Linked DNA regions of Homo sapiens: region 2 is linked to region 1. Evidence: chromatin loops called from intact Hi-C (ENCODE). Cell type or tissue: heart right ventricle. All regions are shown on one strand. Each heading gives the region's core, and the rest is flanking DNA. Links, peaks and the distances in the headings are about the cores only.

The links. A loop is a pair of places that touch in the nucleus more often than their neighbours do. Peaks named below come from ENCODE experiments on the same cell type or tissue, not always from the same donor. Only the 100,000 strongest peaks of a DNase experiment are listed, where the experiment ranks them.
Region 2: a loop joins it to region 1, with 3 times the contacts of the local background. A loop is called at or near these places in 4 of 110 quality-filtered maps.

What each region holds. Positions count from the first base shown.
Region 1 is chr10:5,276,804-5,289,429 of GRCh38, forward strand. It overlaps the pseudogene AKR1C7P. Among named protein-coding and RNA genes, the nearest start is that of LINC02561, 12 kb to the left of the region's middle. RefSeq lists an enhancer at 7,663-7,957. In heart right ventricle, for the core only: CTCF peaks have their summits at 6,884 (motif pointing left) and 7,088; a DNase peak (open chromatin) is centred at 6,878.
Region 2 is chr10:4,975,208-4,987,833 of GRCh38, forward strand. AKR1C1 (aldo-keto reductase family 1 member C1) reads left to right here. Exons shown (of 9, transcript NM_001353.6): 8 at 644-726; 9 at 2,493-8,076. The coding sequence ends at 2,535. It overlaps AKR1C2 (aldo-keto reductase family 1 member C2), which reads right to left. Exons shown (of 9, transcript NM_001393392.1): 9 at 12,568-12,626. Among named protein-coding and RNA genes, the nearest start is that of AKR1C1, 18 kb to the left of the region's middle. In heart right ventricle, for the core only: a CTCF peak has its summit at 7,077 (motif pointing left); a DNase peak (open chromatin) is centred at 7,050; H3K27ac peaks cover 1,567 bases.

The DNA of each region.
Region 1 (12,626 bases), core at 2,305-10,304:
TGTCAGATAGAGATGGTGAAGGAGAGAAATGAAGGTCCTTAAAGTTCCTTACCATGTAGAACTCCTGAAACTCATGAAAATGATGGAGTTGAAATTTGCTTAGTGTCACACAACTAGTGAGTGGCAAAGCCAGCCCTAGAGGTGATAAACTTTAGGACTGTGAATCCAGTGATCTCTTCGCACTTTTCCATCCTGCCCCCTCCCTTAGCACACAGAGGAGAGAAGCACGGGCATGAATGACATATGGTGCATTCCCCCCTGGAAGAGAGATCACCCAGACCAGCGCCCATGGCTCACTTTGGAGCAACACCACTTGACCTGTACCTGGAAGTTCTCTTTGATTCTCTTCTCAGAGAAGCTCTTGGCCAGGACCACCACCCCCCCGCTGCAGCTCATAGCACAGGGCAACCTGGCCTGGGCTTCTATTGTATTTCTTGGCAATGGATTTCAAGGTTGGCTCCTCTAAGAGATATGGGCTATCTGGGTCCATCCTGGAGAAAAACAACAGATATGAAGAGTATAGATGAAAAATCTAGAGTGTGCTACCCTTTTGCCCAAAGCCCCAGACAATGAGAGAAGACACAATATAGTATGTTTCAAGGTGTCTCATAAATATTCATAGAGATTTATTCGCAATTGTGGCAAACTGGAAACAACTAAACTGCCCATCAATAGGTGAATGGATAAACAACTTGTGGTGTACATGTCCATATAATGGAATATTTCCCAGCAGTAAAATGGAAAGAACAGACACCTGCAACTACAGGAATGAATGTCACAGACAGGTTGAGCAAAAGAAGCTACACCAAAGAATATATATGACTTCTTTACATAAAGTACTACAGCAGACAAAACTAATCTAAGACCGAAAACGTTATGAACATAGTTGCCTAGAGGTGGGGAGGAATTGTCTCAGAAGGAACACCAATTAACATTTTTGGGAGAAAGTTTCCATATCATGACAATAATGTGGATTACAAAGTACATTCATTTATCAAAATTGTACAGCTAACGTATATGCATTACAGTCTATGTAAATTTCACCTTCAAATCACTTTGAAATTGTATTTGGAGTGGGGTTGGGAGAAGGCAGATATACAAATGAAACAGGAGGGAAGGAATGTTGGTGACATTGAAGCTCAGTGGTGTCACATGGGAATTCACTGCACCGTTGTGTTCACTGTTCTATGTTTGACTTGATCTAGAATGAAATGCTAAAAGTTTCTTAATCAATAGAGTTGCTGATATAGATTAACTCTTCGATACTCTTATTACCAGTTTGGGTCTCTGTGAGATGCCAGGGCCCTGTAGGCAACTAGAACAATGTCCTTGGACTTGCAGAACTCCAGGAGTTTGCTCTAGTTGAGGTAAGGGTGACATTCCACCTGTAATTTTTCAAGACCAAAAGGTGTCAGAATACATGAGCAAATAACCACATGTAAATTTTAAAATGCTTTGAAGGAATATCTAGTACTATATTAATATATGTACTATGTATTTCATATTGGTCATTTTCCCCATGCACCTTCTGAAATGCTTTCAAATTCCATCAGTGGTCATACTAACATGATAACTTACTTATTCTTTTTTTATTAGTGTTTTAAAATGATTAACATCTCTCGTGCCCAAATTATAGTCTCTAAATGACATTTCTACTCAGACAAACCAAGATTTCTTAGAAAAATGGCTAATTCTAGTTCTGACTGGGGAAGCTACAAGTTCAGCCTAGAACAGCTTACATTCTAAATGGCAAAGAACATAAAGAAAATGAGGCAAGTCAAAGGACCAAGAAGCTCAATTGAAAAGGCTCCTGCTGGTCAAAATGATGGCAAGTTGAGCAACAAAAGGCATAGTAACTACAATGGTTGGGAAAAGGACATATTTGTTAAAATTCATGAGTTCAAATGATGTTAACCAATTGTGATCAAATCTTTAGCTCTAACTTTCAATTTACAGAAAGTACAAAAGGAACATGTTAAATTGTATCACTGGATCAACCAGTATATCCTATACGGAGGAAAACTTTACAGGAATAAAAGGCTTAAGTTTTCATTAGTAAATTGAAGGAAAGAAAGAGGCAGAATGAGAATGAGGACTATGGAAGAAGAGAAGGAAGAGAAGGTAGAAGAGCAGGAGGAGAAGAAGGAAGAAGAGAAGAAAGAGAAGACAGAGGAGGCAGAAGAGGAAGAGGAGGAGAGAAGTAAAAAAAAAAAAAGAAGAGAACAAACTTATTTATTGAAAGAGTGATTTGGCCGGGATCAGTGGCTCACGCCTGTAATCCCAAAACACTGGGAGGCTGAGGCGGGCAGATCATGAGGTCAGGAGTTTGAGACCAGACTGACCGTCTCTACTAAAAATACAAAAATTAGCCAGGCATGGTGGTGCATGCCTATAGTCCCAGCTACTCAGGAGGCTGAGACAGGAGAATAGCTTGAACCCAGGAGGTGGAGGTTGCAGTGAGCCAAGATCGTGCCACTGCAGTCCAGCCTGGGTGACAGAGCGAGACTCAGTCTCAAAAAAAAAAAAAGAGTGATTTATGAGACATATCATCCAATTGCAATGTATGGGCCTTATTTCCACATCAATTTAAATGAATCAACTTTAAAAATATGATAAAATTATATTTTAGCACTCATGATATTTACTAACAACAAGAAATTATTGCTACAATTTCAAGTGGTATAAAAGTATTCTGGCAATGTTTATTTAAAGATTTAGAGATTTTTAAAATATTTTACAAAACATTTTCAGATACAATGATATCATGTCTGCTTCAAAATAATACAGAGGTAGAATTATCTACGTAACATGTTTGGTTGTGAGATAATTATTGCTTAAGTGTGATGATGGGTACATAAAAAGAAAATGATTATAACATGAGGGGATATTCAAAAAATTGATTGAAAATGTGCATTATGAAAAAACCATACATGGATTTCAAAAAAAAATGCTCCAAAATAAACTTGTACTAATTTGTTATGATGTGTCTGAACAGGATCTAGTTTGAGGCATTGAGAAAGATAAAACAACTCCCCTATCAGAAAAACATGAATTCAGCTAAATTGAAGTAAGAACAAAAATCAAATTTATTGTGAAGCATGGGTGGAAGAATGGTGAAATTATTGACTCTTTACACAAAATATATGGGCAAAATCCCCCAAAGAAATCAGAAGTTCACAAATGAATAATTCATTTGAAGAAGGAACGAGATGATGTTGAAGATGAAGCCCGCAACAGCATACCATTCACATCAATTTGCAGGAAAACAAAAATGTATCTTACTAGTGCCCTCATTAAAGAAGACCAATGATTAACAGCAGAAATGATAACCAACACCATAGATATCTCAACTGGTTCAGTTTACACTATAGTAACTGAAAAATTTAAGTTGAGTGAACTTTCCAATTCATGGGTGACGAAACTGTTGTGGCCAGATCAGCTACAGACAGGAGCAAAGCTTTCCAAGGAAATTTTAGGTAAGGGAGATCAAGATCCTGAAGCATCTTCAAAGAATTGTAAAATGAGGTGAAACATGGCTTTGCCAGTACAATCCTGAAGACAAAGCAAAATCAAAGCAATCGCTACCAAGATGTGGAAATGATCCAGGCAAAGCAAAAGGAGATTAATCAAGAGAAAAGGTCATAGCAAGTTTTCTGGGATGCTCAGGGCATTTTGCTTATTGACTCTCTGGAGGGCTAAAGAAGAATAGCAACTGTTTTGAGAAAATTAGCCAAAGTTTTAGTATGAAAACACCCACAAAAAGCTTCACCAGAGATTATTTTTCACCATACCAATGCTCCTACTCGTTTTTTTCATCAAGCAGGGGCAATTTTGCAAGAATTTTGATAGAAAAATCATTAGTCATCCACCTTACAGTCCTGGTTTGGCTCCTTCTGAGTTCTTTTTGTGTCTGAATCTTTAAGAATCTTTAACAGAGACTCTTTTTCTTACAGTTAATAATGTAAAAAATAAAAAGAATACATTGACATGATTAAATTACCAGGACTCTCAGTTATTTAGAGATGAACTAAATGGCTACTATTTGCTATTAGTTCACATACTTAGTTCATATACTCATAAGCATATACTTATGCTTTAAAAACTATACTGAATTTGGTAAAGCTTATTTTGAAAAATAGTTCATATATTTATAAACATCTTTTAATTCCATTTTTCCATGAACTTTTTGAACTCCTCATATTCTCTATATCTTTTTTTAAAAATTTACAAAAATAAAAACTTTTAAAAGTTATAAAAGAAATATTTTCATGTCAGATATAGGAAAAAATACAACAAGGTCACCTAGAATTTTACCAGAACCACGTAGCAACCTCTAATCATTTTGTGTGCTTAATTTTAGTCATTTTTATTATTCTTAAGATGTTAAATAATTTAAAATTAGTATATGTACTGAATAGTATAGATTAGCATATTTTATAAGAATCCTGATTTTGTTCAGTTATTTCTCCCTTCCTCCATATTCAGTTTCTGTGCCCCAGAAGAAGCCAGTTCACACTTTTGTGTCACAAACTTCCTTTCTCTTACATTAATTGGTTTATGAAAGGCACAATATGTTGTTCAAGCCAATGAAACATGAGAAAAAAATTGCTAGAAAACTTCTGTGACCATTATTCTTCTCTCTTTAGAAACAGCTCCAGAAAACCCTCTCTGCTGTGCTGAACATGAATGAGGAGACCTATAGCCCAATTGCCATGAGGAGCCATTCTGAAGCGATCAAACATGGAGCACAGACAAAATATATTCATTTCAAGAGAGTATCTTACAGCTTCTAGAGCAACAAAGACCCAAACTTTCTATAAATGAATCAACTTTAAGCCCGTTTGAATTGAGTTTTCTGTTTCTTGTGGCTTAAAAGCATCCTGAAAAACAGAATAGTATATAATTCTCTGATATACTTTTGATATAATATTATAACATAAGCTTTCCCTTTTTGCTATTAGTCTTCATAATATCCTCTCAAAGATCTCTATGAAGCCATCAGAACTTTAATTAATTCCTCATTTGTGGATATTCAAAATTCTAATCATTTGGTTTTAGAAATTATATATATATGTTAATATATATTATATTACTATATAATATAGATGGGAGTTTTTAACACGTCTTGTCTACAAATATCCCTAGAAATATAAAACTAAGACAGAGTATACATTTTTGAACTGCTTTTTGTATAATTATCAAAATGGTCTACACAAAGCTTTAAACTTAACAATGTCATAAATCATGTTTGATATTTGGCTATATTGGATGTTTCTTTTAAAATCATATGTTTTGATTACGATTTATACACCTCCTCTTTCTCACTCCTTTCCTCTGATCTGGCTTTAGTGCTTACCACTCTGGATCAGGCCCTGCATGGCTTCCCATAACCTCCATGCCACTAAATCCAGCCACTTTTATCTTTCCCTATTGGAGTGTTTGCTCACAGTAGGACCTACCTATGTCTGACTCAAGCCACTTCAATGCTCTTTCTTTGGCTCCCGACACCACAGTCTCCTGGCTGTCTCCACCTGTCTGGCAGCTCCTGTTCAATCTCCTTGCCAGTGCCTCTCTGCCTCACCCTCTCCTGTGAACTTTCCTGCCTGTTCCTTTTCATTCCATGAACTTTCCCTAGGAGAGCTAATCCTTGTCTGTGAGTTGTTACCATCTATACAGCAATAATTTCAAACACTGTGTCTCCACCTCCACCCCCTGAGCTCCAGACCAAAGCGACCACCTCCCAACTCTGCCTCCGCTTGGCTGTCTCATAGGAACTTCACACCCATCCCCAAAGAACTGAAGTCAGGCTCTTCTACTCCACTCAAACTGTTTTTCTCTAGTATTTTCTATTTCTATGAAAGTAGCTGTCATCTACACAGGTGATATAAAGCCAGAAACTTGGAAGCATGATTAAGCAGGAAGTGTGTAAAGAGCAGAAAGTCAGAGAAGGCCCCGGTGGGCTAACGGCTCACCTGGTTGCAGGTGGGCTTGTACTTGAGCCCTGGCTTGTTGAGGATGAGTTCCAGCAGTTTGTGATTGAAATTGGACACCCCGATGGACTTGGTTAAACCTGCTTCTTTGCACTTCTCCAGGGCCTGGGGAGGGAGGAAATGGGTGGTAGACCTTTACTGTAGTTTGTCCATTTCGTTTGTCACTGACTTTTTATAAACCGAAAATCTGATTTATGATATACTACGATTATAATGAATCAAACCGTTTTATCCCTTGAATAAATTAATTTTGAATGCCTTTTCTTGTTCTGCGTACATATTTGTCTCCTTAATTCTATTACATGCACACTGGGGACACCAAATAAACATAAAGCTGCTTTTCCATTTCCTCTTACCTATCCCACTCTCTTCTATGGTACCTATTTTGCTGTTAGGATGCAATAGTTAACAAACTACACCATAGTCAAGGGCAAAAGAAACTCTCAGCTTTTCCTCTAGTAAAGGGTTTGTTGCTACCTCTTTCTACAACGATAAAAATAAATGAATGGTATAGGTGTTGCAAGGGCGGGTTCACTGTCCTGCACCTTCCACCCTCCTGCTGAGTCAGGCCGCAGCTATTCCTCCTCTGTGATGTGTTTCTGTCCCGGGATAAAGCGCTGACTCCTTTTGTGCTTCTCTATGCTGACTCCTCTTTAGGGCTCATGTCCTCAACCTGATCTCAGGGGTAAAGCTGCTTCCATGTCTATGTAGAGCCATAGAAGTTAAAATTAAAAATGGACCGTAGGGGTTATCTCATTCCACTCCCTCACTTCAACGATGAGAACACGGAGGCGCAGAGAAGTTCCACGTCTGAGGTCAAACAACTGCTGGAGCAAAACCCCATCTCTTTTGACCCCTCCTTCTGTGATTCCAACCTCACCACACAGTGCCACCTGGTGTCTGCAGCAGAACATACCTCCCATGTGTCACGAAGATCCACAGTATCAAAAATAATGTTTCCACTGGCATCCTTAGGCAGCAATTCCTCCCCAGGCTGGAAAACAGAGGATAAAGAAGAAGGTTTTCTATGAGAATTCCCTTTCTGGCGCCTAAGGAGCTTAGCCACACCACTTTCAGAAGGCTGTGATTATTAATCTGAACATGCATGCGTGCATGTGTGTGGATGTATGTGCTTGTGTGTCTGCATGTGCAGACGTGTGTATGTGTGTGCATGTGTGTGTGCCTGTGTGCATATGTGTGTGTGCATGAGTGTATGTGTGTGGATATGGATATGTGTGGATGTGCATGTGCGTGTTTGGGGTGAGGGTTGGTAAGAGAAGACATGGGAAAAAAGAAAGATGAGAACAGTCTGAGAGACTGTAGCAAAACACTTTTTCTCCAGTTACCTGCAGGCTCCTTCCTCCATACACCCCCACACTTCACTAAGAATGCCGTCCCTACAGTTGAAATTTATTTCATTTCTGAAGGACAGGCTGGTGTGGAAGACAGCGCTTACCATAACTATTGATCAGTGTGTTTAGCCCCCGTTTATGCTCACCCAACTTGGATAATGAGGACATCAGATGTGCTCAGCCAATGTCCACTGTGATGAGAGGTTGGATCACTGAAGCCCAAAGGAGTCCAGTTGTGCCACATGTGCCATCCCATGTACCTCTCTCTCCTGTGGGCTGAGGGTACATACGGGAGAGACCCTCACCATAAAGAGGTGGAGATTTCACGTTGTATCTCTGTAGTCTGTAGTAACCTAATAGCTCAGAACCTACACTCAGGAACACAAGCACTAAGAAATGCAGGGCAATGCCCTCATGTTTCTAGCATAGAGGAAGTGAGATCATCGAACCTGCATCTCGCTTAAGGCTGGGGGATGAGCACAGACAGAAAATTGCAATGTCATTCGGCTGTGAAGGAGACTCGTGAATGATTTAGCAATTCTATGCAATTCACTCAAACCTACCCCTCTCGGAAAGAACCCAGGAAATCAAGCTGGAATGAGACAATGGAGGTGCTAGTAACAGTGATGAAACTGTTTGGGGCATAAGAAGGAAAAAACAAAAGCTGACCTTCATAGCCAATGGATTGTGGATAATGAAGAGATCGACATAGTCCAGTTGAAGTTTCTTCAGTGACCCTTCCAGGGCTGGGCGAACTAATTCTGGTCTAAAGAAAGTTGTCCAAAGCTGCAGTGAACAAAAGAAATAAAAAGTAGCTTATGATTTCACACACTTGGGGACCAAAATTAAACATAACAGAAATTGACACATGAGTAACAAAACACTGTGGTCTCAAACTAGAAGAACTGGGGCTACATTTGTATTATTCAGGGTAAATTACATCCTTGATGAGATGCTGAGATTTACTTGAATGACTGCAATGTAAGAAAACTGTGAATAAAACTTAGATGGAGCAGGAAAATCAACTTTAATGCATCAAGGGTTAATGGCATCGTCCTCTGAGAGCAGTCGAGAAATGTCAGGACACGGGGAATGGAATCTACTGTCCTGTATAATGAATTCCTCAAAACAATTCTGCTGAGAGATGCATTCTAAAAACAAGTTGTCGTCAGTGTAAACAGGCATAGGCTGTATCGCCAGTAACCAAGGCTTTATTTACATTGGAAGAAAGGTTTTCCACCCTAGGAAAATGTTATAACATTCAGGAAACTCAATGCTGAGTTGAAAAATAAAAAAGTATTTCCCAGTCTGGCTCCCTTTTCTGAATAACATCCCAACCTCACTTGATACGTCCTGAGAACAATTACTGAACAATCAACGGAGTGGCCCCAGAATGCCTTGGGTAATCGTATAACAGTTACTTAAGTATTATCGATCTCATCTCATATATGAATAATACCTGCCGCTCAGAGACATTGAAGAACAGTGTCCCACCTTTCACACATCTCAGAGAAAAGCCTTTTCTATGTTTTCATAACGTGCCTTCACAATATTAGGTAAGAAATACATTGTTCCTATGTTTTGATAATGTGCCTTCACAATATTAGGTAAATACATTGTTCTGAGACCACATTGTTTTTCTAAATAATACATCTGAACTGACGGTGGCCTCTGGCCACTGCACACACAGAAATTTCACCTCAGTGGTGTAGAAAATGTCCTCTCTCTTCACAGGGCCATCAGCAATCTTCTCTCGAATGGCCTTTCCGACCTCCTCCTCGTTTTGGTAGAAGAACGCCGCATCAATGTGACGGAAGCCTGCATCAATAGCCACTTCGGTGGCTTCACCAGCCTTGCTCTTGGGGGTCTATAAAACAGGAGTAAGAGGAGTCAACGATCTGCCTGACTCAGAGAAAATCCATGTATTTCCACAATGGCATTTTCCTTTTTTTTTTTAATCTTTTACTTTGGGTTCAGGGACACATGTGCAGGTTTGTTATATGTGTAAACTGTGTCACAGGGGTTTGGTGTACAGATTGTCACCTGGGTAATAAGCATAGTACCCAATAAATATTTTTTCTGATCCCCTCCCTCCACCATCCTCCAACCTCAAAAGGTCCCGATGTCTGTCGTTCCCCTCCCAGTATCCCTGTGTGTTGTTCAGCTCCCACATGTAAGTGAGAACGTGCAGTATTTGGTTTTCTGTTTCTGTGTTAGTTTGATTAGGATAATGGCCTCAAATTTCATCCATGTTGCTGCAAAGGACGTGATCTAGTTCTTTTTTGTGGCTTCACAGTATTCCACGGTGTTTATGTACCACATTTTCTTTATCTGGTCTACCACGGACGGGCATTTAGGTTGAGCCCATGTCTCTGCTATCCAATAGCATCTTCATAGTCTGCTGGCCTCCTGCTCCCCTTTTGATCATTTGGGTTTCCATGATAGACTTGCACACTCCGAGGACAGCAACTAACCTCCTGTAAGCTTCTACTCCCAAATAAATTAGTGGAATTGGCTTCACCCTGGAGCATGGAAAAATCACATCTCATTCCATATGAATCAATTGTACAAGAATAACCAACGGGAAAACTTCTGATACTGGGAGAATTTTTCTAAGGCACTCAATAGGAAGGACAGGTCAATCGACACACACACACACACACACACACACACACTACATACATATTACAGCTGACCCTTGAATAACACAGGTTTAAACTGCACAGTCCCACTTATACATGAATTTTTTTCAATCAAAATTACAAAGTGTGCCTACTTCTCCTGCCTCCCTTCCCCCTCCTTCACCTCTTCTGCCTCTGCCACCCCAGAGACAGCAACCCCAACCCTTCATCTTCCTCCTTCTCCTCAGCCTACACAGTGTGAAGAAGACAAGGATGAAGACCTTTGTAATGATCTACTTCCACTTAATGAGTAGCAAATATATTGTCTCTTCCTTATGATTTTCTTGAGTTTCTTTTCTCTAGCTTACTTTTCTCTAGCTTGCTGTATTATAAGAATACAGTATACCATACATATAACATGCAAAATAGGTGTTAATCAACTGTTTATGTTATTAGTAAGGGTTGCAGTCAATAGTTGGCCTGGTTTTACCCAGGACACAGACGTCACCTCACCAAGCTGGCGTTGCAACGTTAGGATGATAATATGTACACGCTCTGCCTCAAATTTCAAACAGTGGATAGTCTAATGACTACATCTGAGATTCTGCCCTAGCAAGCTTCCTAGAACAGCAGGACAAAAGACAGCACAACACACACGCAGGAAAAAAGCTTCTCGTTCCTGCAGTGACTTAAGGTAAAAACACCAATTAGAGTATTAAGGAAGCTTCTTTTTCACTTAGTGCATTTGAAATGTCTGAATATTAAGCACGTGCACGTATTACAATTTATTATGGTAAATGAGGGGGTTATGGGGAATTTTGTTCTATTCTCTATGGCACTTTTTTCTGTCTTTTCTAAGAGTAATAAACATTACATATAACATATGTAAGACACACATTATGCCTAATGGATGAAATGGATAATTATGTCATTGAAAACCTACTGACCCTTTCTGGCAGCTGTTATCTCGTGATATCTCATGACAGAGTTCTACCAAGATTGAGCCCATCCATTGGTCTCTCATTTTGGGGGCAATCCCTCCAAAGCAACCCCAAAGCTGCCCTTACGTTACCGTGACCAGAGTGTGACACTTCAAGTTCTCTGCCATGAACTGAGTGGATGGCTGTATTTCAGTCCTTACTGTGATGTTGTGCCCCCTAAGTCTTCCCATCGAATTACCTAATGTTCTGAATCACAGTGGCTTCTTACGTGACAAAAGGTTTGGATGGTCGAAACTCCCTGGCAAATACTTCCAGCCCCAACAACCTCACAGCAAAGCTGCCAGCAAGTATTCATGTTGGTTTCCACTTCCCCCTAGGCCCTTGGCCCTTCACATTTCTAACCAGGAGTGGAGCGGCTCTGAGCAGGTGGAAGATGAGAGCAGCCTGAGCATGGGTTTTTTTTTTTTTTTTTTTAATGTAAGAAGTAGTGAGTACTTACCAAGGACGGTTGTTGAAGAATTAAATAAGATAATGCATGGAAAATACAATACATGAAACCATTTGATATATGTTAGGTCACAATAATAATAATAAAAAGAATTATCCAAAAAATTAACCTCCAAACTCTCAGAGTCAACAGCTTATCATCCTCTTAGTGCAAAAAAATATAAGACCCTTCAGCCTCCTGGGGTCCACTTACATGATCAGGAGCATAAGTGCCAAATCCCAGCATCGGCATGACATGTCCATCATTCAGCCTCACGGAATGGCTTTGCTTCAGATCCATCACCACCCACAGCTCAGCTAATCTGACTCTGCCTTTCCTTCCATTTCCTGACTGAGAGCCCAGTAGGAGACAAGGCTGCCACGTTCTTTATTTCCATCAATACAAGATGGGCAGGGCAGAGATTACAGCTGCCTATAATTTCAACATGAAGTTGAAATCAATCCATTGACTTTGTTCTGATTCTTCCATGTCTCTGCAGGCCTGTCTTACAGGAAAATCGTACAGAAAGATTTGCATGCTAGAGGAGTTTGAATTTTCTCTTCAGTGTTGTACACACTTGATTTCTAAGTTAAAAAATTTAAAATGCCAAAAGAAACTATCAACAGAGTAAACAGACAACCTACAAAATGAGAGATTTTTACAAACCATGCATCTGACAAAGGTCTAATATCCAGCATCTATAAGGAACTTAAACAAATTTACACGAATGAAACAAACAACCCCAATAAAAAGTGGGCAAAGGACATGAACAGACACTTCTCAAGAGGAGGCAAACATGCAGCCAACAAATATGAAAAATGCTCAACATCACAGATCATTAGAGAAATGCAAATCAAAACCACAAGGAGACACCATCTCACACCAGTTAGAATGGCTATTATTAAAAAGTCAAAAAAATGACAGATGCTGGCAAGGTTGTGGAGAGGAATGAACGCTTATACACGGTTGGTGGGAGTATAGATTAGATCAGCCATTGTGAAAGACAGTCTGGTGATTCCCCAAAAGACCTAAAGTCAGAAGTGCCATTCAACCTAGCAATCCCATTAGTGGGCATATACCCAAAGGAATATAAATTCTTATATTATAAAGATGCATGCTTGTGTATGTTCATTGCAGCACTATTCACAATAGCAAGGACATGAAATCAACCCAAATGCCCATCAGTGATGGACTGGATAAAGAGGATGTGGTGCATGTACACCATGGAATACTAT
Region 2 (12,626 bases), core at 3,105-11,104, 300 kb before region 1:
AGTGTTACATTGCTGTCATTTTTTACTCTCTTTCTCTCATTTTCTGTATTACTCCTTCAGTTTCCCTATGGATTTATACACTTATTTGATTGAATGTATTAGAAAGAGTGACATCTTTTTGATATTTAGAGTCTCCCAAATTTACATAGTGAGAGTACCCACACCTTTTGAATGTGAAATCGTTAGTATTTAGACAATTATTGGCTTGAGTGATGTTGAAAACTAATTTTTCCTATTATACCTGTTCATTGGAGAGATAGATATTCAATGTTATTCATCAAACCTACTAAATTATGCTAGACATTACAAAATTTGCCTCTAGATTCTTGTGGGTCTTCTAGGTACATGACCCTATCATGTGGGCACAAAGTAAGCTCTGTTTCTTCTTCAGCTTCCTCTGAGATATTCTCTTCATCTGCAGTGTTGTGCAGTTTCAAAATATTTTATCTGGGAATGGATTTCTGCTTATTTTTGACTGGTTTTCATTGACCACTTGGGTGTTTAGAGAGGTCTTTCATAAATTTTGGAAACGTATCAATCTTTTAAGTATTGTCTCTGCACCCTACTGTCTGATGAACTTGGTTGTTCCCAATTGGCAATGATGTAATCTAAAAATAATTAAAGTTTTCTATTACTTTGATAGGTGTTTGAATTCCAGTTGACTTCAGAGGAGATGAAAGCCATAGATGGCCTAAACAGAAATGTGCGATATTTGACCCTTGATATGTAAGTAATTTTGGAGATGGTTGTCCTAATTTATTTTCAGAGGAGGAACGTAGGATGGGTGTTGAGAGTGACCTCCACACCAGGGGCACAGAGGCCAACGTGAGACAGAGGTGAGACAGGAGCTTTCTGGAAGTCTCCTCCTGGATTCACTCCAGAGCTCTGTTCTCTGGCAGGGAGAGTGGCCTGGGGTCAGCATGGGTCAACCTGTGCCTCTGCTCTCGTGACTCCAAGGAACTTTCCAGAGCAGCCAAGATCATTGCTGAATCTGCACCTTCCATGTAGGCCTGCTGTTTGTGCTACTGTCTAGTGTACACACTGTGGATATTGCCCATGTGGTCGCATTAGATGTTTCCAAATCTGTGCTTCTATCTTGTTCTTCCCAACCTGCTCAATGTCTTACCAGATCAAAGGCAGTTCCGTCAATCTTGTGGGCCAGGTTCCAATTCCCACCTCTTTCACATGGAATTGCTTGCTGGATCCTGTCGATTTAGCATTTTTAATCATTTCAAACCTTTTTCGTGCCTGTCTTTGCATGTTTGCCCATGAGCCAAACACTGCATTTGCCTCCAGAAAGTCTGTCTTAGTGAAGCGAATAGGAGCACTTGGCCTTGGTGTTCTGCAATATGGAGATCTCAGTGCAGAGAATGAAGAAATGTTAAAATCAAATGCAGAGTGTAGATGCAAAAGCACCATTGTTGGAGATAATTTATAACCAATAACAGAAGTTTACTATTCCTCTGTGTTCTAAGGTTCTAGGATTCATAGAAGGTCATTCATATAATGAGGGAAAAAAGAAGTTATGTAACTGCTGGCAGTAGGGATTTCAACAAGTAATAGAGATGATGAGATAATGTGTGAAAAAAACAAGCACAATGGTACATCATAAGTACCCAAAATTTGGTGGATATTATTAGTAGTATTTTATTCATTTAGAGGAAAATACAAAATGAAAACGGAGATGATAAAAAGAAAAGGAAAAGTGGCAAGCATTAGAAAGTTTTAAAACCAATTAATGTTTTTGGGGATCATGAAATCAATCACTAGTGTTATTTTGTAGAACTCAAATATGGTCTGGAGTAAACCACTTGCGAGCTTCCAAGTGTTTGCTCTTGGTGTAATCAAAAAGGATAGGCTCAATTCCCTAATTAATAAGTTGTAATTGTACATGTGAGCAGTCATTTATCTGTGTCTTTACATTTTGTGTTATTTCTGCCTATAAAATGGTTTATACATTGTAGCTCTTTGGATATTGGACCCTATATCAAAAACAACAATTTACATTTCTGAATCTAACCAACTATGTTGCATATGATAGGCAGGTAGTAATATGTAAAGTAATTAAGTATAATTGCTACCAGTATAATCATCACACTCAAAATTGTTTATTAGTGATGAGCATATGTCTTGCTTATTCCTCTTCAATGTAAGGCAGTATAGTTCCATTTTTACTGAGAATTTGAAATAGAAAAGGTCAGTATATCTCTTTGCTCTGTTGACAGATGTAGAGAAATATGTTTGAACATTTCACTTTGTGTGTTTTATGTGTTAAGTTCCAGGCAGGGGAATAGAATTAAATTATTCTTTATTTTGAAAATACAGATATGATAAAGTCACATTCATTAAACAAAGAAACACAGATTCTAGAGCAGTCAGAAAATGAACTTCTTAACATCTACACTAGCGGCAGCTTCCTAGAAATCACTGCACTACCCGCTAGTAACGGAGTCATTGCCATTCAGAGTGTGCATTTTTTTTTCTCTTTCCAGTTTTGCTGGCCCCCCTAATTATCCATTTTCTGATGAATATTAACATGGAGGGCATTGCATGAGGTCTGCCAGAAGGCCCTGCGTGTGGATGGTGACACAGAGGATGGCTCTATGCTGGTGACTGGACACATCGCCTCTGGTTAAATCTCTCCTGCTTGGTGATTTCAGCAAGCTACAGCAAAGCCCATTGGCCAGAAAGGAAAGACAATAATTTTGTTTTTTCATTTTGAAAAAATTAAATGCTCTCTCCTAAAGATTCTTCACCTACTTTGGTCTCCATAACTTCTATGTTTTCTTTCCTTCTGACACACTAGTGCCCCTAAATTGTGATTTGCCTATACGTTTAGGGCCGGGGTTGGAAGATGTTAACAACCATTTAAGATTCATTTCTGCAGTGGGAGTGGGTGGAGTTTCACCCTCTGGGAAAGGGGCAGGTGACAGGTATTTATCAGTCAGTGCCTCTCTAGCTCTTGTAGGAAGAAGCACACGCAGGATGGAGTCTAGAGGATGAGCGATATTGACTAGCAATTCATGGGCTCCCTCCAGCAGTGCGAGGGTCAGAGTTTCTGGAGCCTTGGGAGGAGGCATCCCTGTGAGGGGGGGTTAGGGAGATGGGAGGGCACCAGGAAAAGTGATTAGAAGTCAGGTATGGGAAGGCTAAATAGGACAGAGTCGAGTACATCTCTGCTTGGAAAAACATATCAACACCCTTTTTTTTGAACATTATATCTTGCTCATAAAAGAAAACTTTCCACATTGTTTTAACAAACCCCACAGCTGAGAGTCAGGCCTGAATCTTTGATGTGTGCCCATTCACAACGTTGACCCTATTGGTTTGTGGTGGGGCAGGGCATCAAAGACATCATTGACTAATCACATTCCCCTGAATAGCTCATATTTAGAAAATATTCTTAGATTCTAAAAATGTACTATTAATTTGTGATATTCAGTCTTTTAAATATTTTATACATTAAACAGGCATAGTTACAAATATAAAACAAAAATATCCCAAAGCCATTATGCATGGCACTCAAGATTAAAATGGGAAATAATACATCTAATAAATCAAATGTTCCAAGACTTCAAAGGTCTTTTGGAAACAGGCTATGTAAAACAGCACACTGGTTTCAAACTTTGGTAAATTTTAAGAACAACTCTTACAAAGGCATTTAATTCTTATACATAATTTTCAGGGGACCTAAGTTAATCAGCTAATCATGAAGACATGATTTTCATTTTAGAAAACACTTTTGAAAACTTGGGATAATCTCATGCCTTAATGATCAAAGCATTATGAGAAGGACAGTGGTTTTTAACCTGGGCATATGTTCTAACACATTTACTCTCCACTATTCGTACTCTGGTAGCCATGTTAACCCCATCAGAGATTCCTTCTCAAGCCATGTCTCAGAGCTGAGAGGCATCCCAGCAAGTTTTGCAGCTCACAGTTTTTTCCGTAAATTACTTATTCTATAAAATTGGAGTAGGCCATAAACTTTGGAGGGCCCTAGACCAATTTTTTGGATTATTTTTCGTCTTCTATCATTCCGCTGATCTTAGATATTCTCTGCATTAAATATTAAATATCACTTCTAGGCTGAAAAATCCCCCTAAAAATATTTCTAGCTCAGATTTTTCCTCCAAATTCTGCAATAGAAGATCACAATGTGAACTCTGCATCTCCATGTTAAAGTCTAATGGACATTCACACTTAGCATGTCTCAAAGAAATCTCATGTAAACCATGGCCATCCTGTTCTACCTTAACTTTCTGAGTCTATGGAATGATAATTTCACATCTCATAAACTTGACTGATGTAAGTGTCAAGAAAAGATTGACATTTTGTTAAAAGTTAGTAGTGAAGTGTGTAACGCTTAAGCAAACTTTCATATTTCAAATCTCTTTAGCAAGTGTAACTCTTTTTTCAAGATGTGAAATAATCATTAGGTCAGTCATTTGTAAATAGTACATCTGCTATGGACTTTTTCCAGTTCTTCACCATCCATTTTTATAAAACTCTTATTGTTAAAAAAAAAGTTACTCAGAATTTCATAAAGCCAAACACCTGATTTCAGGAACACTTGAGATGTAAGAAAATTTTATAGGGACCTCCAATCACTAATTTTCCTATTTTTTCTCTCAAAGAAATGCTGAAGGGAGGAATTCAGGTTGAATGAAAGGAAATAGTAACTTACAGCCATATAGAGTTATAAAGACTTCTTGTAAATGTGAACATATGGTAAAATATAAAAACATGTATTTTTGAAATTTTGGATTCTACTCATTATTTTACTTCAATTTAAGATATAAATGTATAGAAATAAGTATAATTCTAAGCTAATACGTATGCAATGTAGGAAGCTGTAATTACTGACCAAAACTATGTGAAGTGGAGAAAACCTGGGGAAGTGGATGGTTTTAGATGAAACTGAAGTTAAATTCATATTGATTTAAAGTAAATTGTTATAACTTTATAAAGTTTTTCATCATCACCACAGCAATCACAAAGAGAATAATTATGAATATACGCAAGAGGAAATGAGAAGGGAATCCAAATGTCATTAAAAAAAAATCACGCCACCTCACAAAATGGTAACAGTGGATATAAAGGATAGAAAGCTATAAACCTGGTAGGAAAACATTGAAAATGGCACAAGTGACTCCTTCCCTGTCACCAATGACAGTCATGTGTTGCATAATGCCTGGGCTATCTTCTGAGAATGGCTTTGTTAGGCAACTGTGTCATGGTGGGGACATGATAGCATTAGAGAGAATTCTCTCAAACACTGTCATGGCCTTATCAACTATGCTTCTGTAATATTCTGAATCCTTCGCTGCCTTTCCAACAGTGTTTACAACGGTTTCCTAAGAAATGAAATCCATTTCACCAAACCACTTTTCTTGCTCATCCATAAGAAACACTTCTCCTTTGTTAAAATTACATCATGAGATTGCAAGCATTCAGTAACTTGCAAGCTCCAATTTGAATTCTAGTTGTCTTGCTATTTCCACCACATCTGCAATTACTTTCTCCACTGAAATCTTGCATTCCTCCAAGTCATCCAGGAGGGTTGAATTCACTTCTTTCAAACTCCTGTTCAAGTAAATGTTTTGCCCTCCTGTCACGAATCATGAATGTTTTTAATGGCATCTAGAATAGTAAATCTTTTTCAGAAGATTTTCAATTTTCTTTTCCCAGGTTCTTCAGACAAGTCACCATGGTAGCTGTAGACTTATGAAATGTATTTCCTGAACCATAAAACAAGAACATCAAAATTACTCTATGATCCATGGGAAACAGAATGCATGTTGTGTTAGCAGGCATGGAAAGAACAGTAATCTCTTTCAACCTCTGTAAGAGAGTTCTTGGTTGATTAGGTACCTTGTCGATAGGCAGTTCTAATTTCAAAGAACTTTTTCTTTTGCTGAGCAGTAAGTCTTAACAGTGGGCTTAAAATATTCAGTAAACCATTATTTAAGGAGATGTGGCTTAAATATCTAGGCTTTCTTGCTTTATTTATAGAACACTTACAGAGTAGATATAGATTAAATCTTAAGGACCCTAGGATTGTTAGAATAGTAAATGAACATCATATGTTGTAATATAGTTAGCCAGGGAGGGGAAAGATCTCTACAAGAAATAATTTTAAAAACTACTCAAAGAAATCAGAGATATCACAAAATGACAAAACAAGTACAGGGGCAGCAAAAGGTAACAGATGTCAACTATGAGATCTCATCAAGAACTAAGAAAATGGAGAAAAGTACCAGATGGCAGATGGGAGGCAGTGTGAGCATGCCTCTCCCACTTGGAGATTAGTGTGTAGAGATTTACATTGTGAATTTCTTTTCAAGAACCAATGCAGAGACTTAACAGATATATGAAAAAATTTCACATACACTCTGAAGAAGTCTCAGGCACAATCCTACTCCATGAAATAAGAAAAAACCATCACATCCCCAGATTCTGAGGGGAGAGAGTTCACTCCAGAGCATACATCCCCACTGGGGATCTGGAAATTCAGGCCACAAGAGAAGGCTTTGATCCTGTGCGGACAAGTGCCTTGAGCAGAATCCACAGGGGAGAGCTGGAAGTGCATGGCAGATATGAGCACAGAAGCTGGGTGTCCAGCCTTGTGGGCAGACCGGGAGGGATGTGGCCTGAAAGCCATGGTTATTATCTCAGCGTGTAAGCTGATGATCTGAGGCTGGTCAGAGTTCTGTGCGCAGACTGCCTGGATGTAAACCTGGCACTGTTAGCAGAGCACTGCATGAATGAAAGGAATGAAAATAGCCTTGCCAACTGCATAGGTGCTGGGTGAGGCTCACTGTGGGGGGCGCACGGCAAGCTATTCAACATTACGTACAGGCATTTGAGGTCGGGGCATGGAAAAATACTGAGGCAGTGTGTGTATGTTATTTGTGCTGAGAATGAAACTCCTTGACCTTGAAAACAGGACAGGGAGTGGTGTGTGTGCTGTGATAAGGAATGCTGAAAACGGTCTCCTGAGAATGCGGTTTGAGTGCTTTTACAAGGCCACAGGTGTCTCACGACCTGACCTCATAAAGCCATCTAGTGGATGTTTGTGGCTTAACAAGCCCCTTCAATAAGTACTTGGCGGAGGGATGCTGGGGGGACCTTCTTAGAAGAGCTGCGCCCCACCCCCCTCCCTGGACAGCCCAGCTACAATTGTCTGAGAACTCACTGCAAGCTGTAAGCGGCCCACTACTTCCCACTCCCTTTTTTGAACTCTTCTGTGCAGCAGAGGCAATTAAACTCTCCTCTGGAACATTACCCCAGCAGCCTGAGAACCACCCCTTGGCGCTCACAGGGGCTGCAGCCTGCCTTATCCAAGGACAGTTAGAGTGCAGACCCACCTAACCCTGGACCCACTGGTGGTACCCATCCACCCATCCTGGTAGCTTAACACAAAGATACACTTTTAGGAGCTTCATAGCCCCTCTTCCCCCATTGCCTGAGAAACCACTTTCCCTGGGCAACTTAGGGCAAGCTCAAATCCCACTGCTACCACCACAGCTGGTGCTCTTTTGCAAGTGCCACCTCCTAGCTGGAGACCAACCAGCACAGTCCACACAGCACCTCAAGGAAGAATAAATAGAACTGTTCCCAGGAAGGAGAAAATGCCTGCATGAGCTCAGCTGTTACCACTGCGTACCACACCCTGACCAGTCAGAGGTCTTGAGTCGGTCCGCATGACAAGTTCACCGCTCGCATAACCAGCATTCAAGAAAGCCAGCACACTAAGCCTATCTACAGCCAGGGAGTCTCAGAGTCTACGTCACTCCCCTGCCACCTCAATCAGAGCTGGTGCTGGTATCCACTGCTGGGAGACTTGTGCTGAGGTGAAGCCTGGGCTGGATGGCTGGAGGATGAAGAACTGCACGGAGGAGATGGAGGCACCCAGACAGATGCCCCATGGACATCCTGAAGCAGAGCTGCCTCACTGCCCTGCACACACATGAGAGCGCAGCCAGGAACAGAAGGACTGGGCAACATTCAGGCGGAGCCCAGGCCAATTTTCTAAACATGGAATATGAGTTAAATAAATGGCTTCGTATTAAAGCCTGTATGTTAAGAGGGTTTGCTTTATATCCCAAAGTATTAGTATAATCATGATCTCCTATGCATAAAAACAGGACAAACAACCCAATAAAAGAGTCAGAGAGTTAACAAGCGCTTCACAAAGATAAAACTCTAAGAGAATAAATATAAGAAGTATATACTATGTGAGTATATATGGAAAAGAAAGAAATTCACAATGATTTGGAGACTAAAGAACACCTAATTAAACTCCTTGTTTATGAAAATGAAGAAAAGGAGATGTCCCTGGCAGAGGGATACAAGGTAAATTGTCAACTCAATGCTGAAACCCAAATCTCTTGTTTGGGTCCCATCCTAATTCTCTCCACCCATGCTGTCTTTCCTGTGGTAAAGTGGAAAACCCTTATGATGAACACAAAGCATTTGTGCATAGAATATGCCAGGGAAAAGGAGATGGCCCAAGGGTGTCCTCAGAACCTTACAAGAAGCACATGTTTGAAGGACACTATGCAGGAGCCCTGAGGCCCACAGCCCCGCTCCTCACCTGCACGTTCTCTCTGATACGCTGCTCATTGTAGCTCTTGGCCAGGACCAAGAAAGGAGAGGAGGCTGATGGCATTCACCTGGAGAGTGCTTCTCCTGTGGGGGTGCAATCATCATGAATTGTTCCAGGAAGGCTCTCTATAGGTGCATCCACTCTGCGCTCCTGTGGGATAAGCCCCAGCTGTGTCTACAGTGGTGCACCAGCGGGGAACAAGGACTGCTTCTCCAGGACCTTTCTCAGTCACAGAAGCTGCCTGCCTGTTGGGGCAGAGGGGCAGGCTTTTCCTACTGCACCCAGCTCTGCAGTTGTTTGTCTGCTGCAAGAAATTTCCCAACAGTGGAAAGACCTGGGATTCAAGGGCTGCCATTCAGGTTTTTCTGTCCCACTGGTGTTCCCTTATGTGGTACTCTTTTCCCTACCCTCAAAATGGGACTTCGAGAGAGCTGGACTACAGTGATTGCTACTGCTCTTCTGGGCCTAGCCGCCCAGTGGGCTCCCAGACTCCAGGCTGGTGCTGGATTTGTTTGCAAAGGATCCAGTGATGTGACCTGTCGTCAAGTCTCCCAGCAGTGGACACCAGCACCAGCTCTGATTGAGGTAGCGGGGAGCAACGTAGACTCGGAGATGCCTTGGATGTAGGTAGGCTCAGTGTGCTGGCTTTCTTGAACACTGGTTATGTGAGCGGTGAACTTGTCATGCGGACCGACTCAAGACCTCTGATTGGCCAGGATGTGATACGCAGTGGTAATAGCTGAGCTCATGCAGGCATTTTCTCCTTCCTGGGAACAGTTCTATGTATTCCTTGAGGTGCTGTGTGGACTGTGCTGGTTGGTCTCCAGCTAGGAGGTGGCACTTGCAAAAGAGCACCAGCTGTGGTGGTAGCAGTGGGATTTGAGCTTGCCCTAAGTTGCCCAGGGAAAGTGGTTTCTCAGGCAATGGGGAAAGGGGGGGTATGAAGCTCCTAAAAGTGTATCTTTGTGTTAAGCTACCAGGATGGGTGGATGGGTACCACCAGTGGGTCTAGGGTTAGGTGGGTCTGCACTCTAACTGTCCTTGGATGAGGCAGGCTGCAGCCCCTGTGAGGGCTAAGGGGTGGTTCTCAGGCTGCTGGGGTAATGTTCCAGAGGAGAGTTTAACTGCCTCTGCTGCACAGAAGAGTTCACAAAGGGAGTGGGAAGTAATGGGTGGCAGCGAGCTTCACCCAGCACGCATGGAGTTGGCAAGGCAGTTTTCATTCCTTTCATTCCTGTAATGCTCTGCTAACAGTGCCAGGTTTACATCCAAGCAATCTGTGCACAGAACTCAGACAAGCTCCAGGTCATCAGCTTTCCCACAGAGAGAATAACCATGGCTTTCAGGCCACGTCCTTCCTGGTCTGCCCACAAGGCTGGACACCCAGCTTCTGCGCTCATGTCTGCAATGCACTTCCAGCTCTCCCCTGTGGGTTCTGCTCAAGGGCACGTGTCCTCACTTGAGATTATATCACAAAATTCAGTTGGGAGCTTCTTTTACCCTGTGATCCCTCTCTGAGCTCATTAGCTGACTTCGCCAAGGGTCCCTGTGACATGTAGTCAGGAATGGCTTCCCTGAGTTCACACTCCTGCTGCTTCTATTTGTATATTTCACTGGCTCACTAAATCCATTCCCACTCTGCATAGGATCAAAGCCTTATCTTGTGGCCTGAATTTCCAGATTCCCAGTGGGGATGTGTGCTCTGGAGTGGACTATCTCCCCTCACAATGTGGGGCTGTGACGTTTTTTGCTTGTTTCATGGAGTAGGCTGGTGCCCGCTTCTTCTTCAAAGTGTATGTGGATTTTTATTCTTTTTTTGGTTTTTGTGTTAAGTTCCTGCATCAGTTCTTGAAAAAAAATTCACAATGTAAATCTCTACATACTAATCTGTCCTTCAAAGTGGGAGAGGCATGCTAACACCGCCTCCCATCTGCTATGTGGTACTTTTGTCCATTTTCTTAGTTCTTGATGAGATCTCATAGTTGGCATCTGTTACCTTTTGCTGCCCCTGTACTTGTTTTGTCAATTGTGTTATCTCTGATTTCTTTGAGTAGTTTTTAAATTTTTCTTGTAGAGATCTTTCCCCTCCCTGGCTATCTATATTCCTAAGTATGATGTTCATTTACTATTCCAACAATCCTAGGGCCCTTAAGATTTAAGCTACATCTACAATGCAAGTGTTCTATAAATAAAGCAAGAAATCCTAGATATTTAAGTCACATCTCCTTAAATAATGGTTTACTGAATATTTTAAGACCACTGTTAAGAAGTCCTGCTCAGCAAAAGAAAAACAATTTTTTGAAAATAGGACTATGCCGGGACCAGCTCGGTCGGGGAGATGCTAACCCAGCGGCGCTAGAGGAATTAAAGACACACACACAGAAATATAGAGGTGTGAAGTGGGAAATTAGGGGTCTCACAGCCTTCAGAGCCGAGAGCCCTGAACAGAGATTTACCGACATATTTATTAACAGCAAGCCAGTCATTAGCATTGTTTCTACAGATATTAAATTAACTAAAAGTATCCTTATGGGAAATGAAGGGATGGGCCGAATTAAAGGAATAGGTTGGGCTAGTTAACTGCAGTAGGAGCATGTCCTTAAGGCACAGATCACTCATGCTATTGTTTGTGGCTTAAGAATGCCTTTAAGCAGTTTTCTGCCCTGAGTGGACCAGGTGTTCCTTGCCCTCATTCCCCTAAACCCACGACCCTCCAGTGTGGGCGTTATGGCCATCATGAACATGTCACAGTGCTGCAGAGATTTTGTTTATGGCAAGTTTTGGGGCCAGTTTATGGCCAGATTTTGGGGGGCTTTTTCCCAACAGGACTGCCTTTTGGCAATGTACCTAATCTGATAGCTTTCTTATAGAGAGGCTGAAACAGATTACTGCTGTTTCCGTGCCTGCTAATACAACGTGCATTCTGTTTCCCATGGGTCATAGAGTAATTTTGATGTTCTTGTTTTATGGTTCAGGAAATACATTTCATAAATATATGGCTACCATAGTGATTGGTCTGAAGAATCTGTGAAAAGAAAATTGAAAATCTTCTGAAAAAGATTTACTATTCTAGATGCCATTAAAACCATTCATGATTCGTGACAGGAGGGCAAAACATTTACTTGAACAGGAGTTTGAAAGAAGTGAATTCAACCCTCCTGGATGACTTGGAGGAATGCAAGATTTCAGTGGAGAAAGTAATTGCAGATGTGGTGGAAATAGCAAGACAACTAGAATTCAAATTGGAGCTTGCAAGTTACTGAATGCTTGCAGTCTCATGATGTAATTTTAACAAAGGAGAAGTGTTTCTTATGGATGAGCAAGAAAAGTGGTTTGGTGAAATGGATTTCATTTCTTAGGAAACCGTTGTAAACACTGTTGGAAAGGCAGCGAAGGATTCAGAATATTACAGAAGCATAGTTGATAAGGCCATGACAGTGTTTGAGAGAATTCTCTCTAATGCTATCATGTCCCCACCATGACACAGTTGCCTAACAAAGCCATTCTCAGAAGATAGCCCAGGCATTATGCAACACATGACTGTCATTGGTGACAGGGAAGGAGTCACTTGTGCCATTTTCAATGTTTTCCTACCAGGTTTATAGCTTTCTATCCTTTATATCCACTGTTACCATTTTGTGAGGTGGCGTGATTTTTTTTTAATGACATTTGGATTCCCTTCTCATTTCCTCTTGCGTATATTCATAATTATTCTCTTTGTGATTGCTGTGGTGATGATGAAAAACTTTATAAAGTTATGACAATTTACTTTAAATCAATATGAATTTAACTTCAGTTTCATCTAAAACCATCCACTTCCCCAGGTTTTCTCCACTTCACATAGTTTTGGTCAGTAATTACAGCTTCCTACATTGCATACGTATTAGCTTAGAATTATACTTATTTCTATACATTTATATCTTAAATTGAAGTAAAATAATGAGTAGAATCCAAAATTTCAAAAATACATGTTTTTATATTTTACCATATGTTCACATTTACAAGAAGTCTTTAT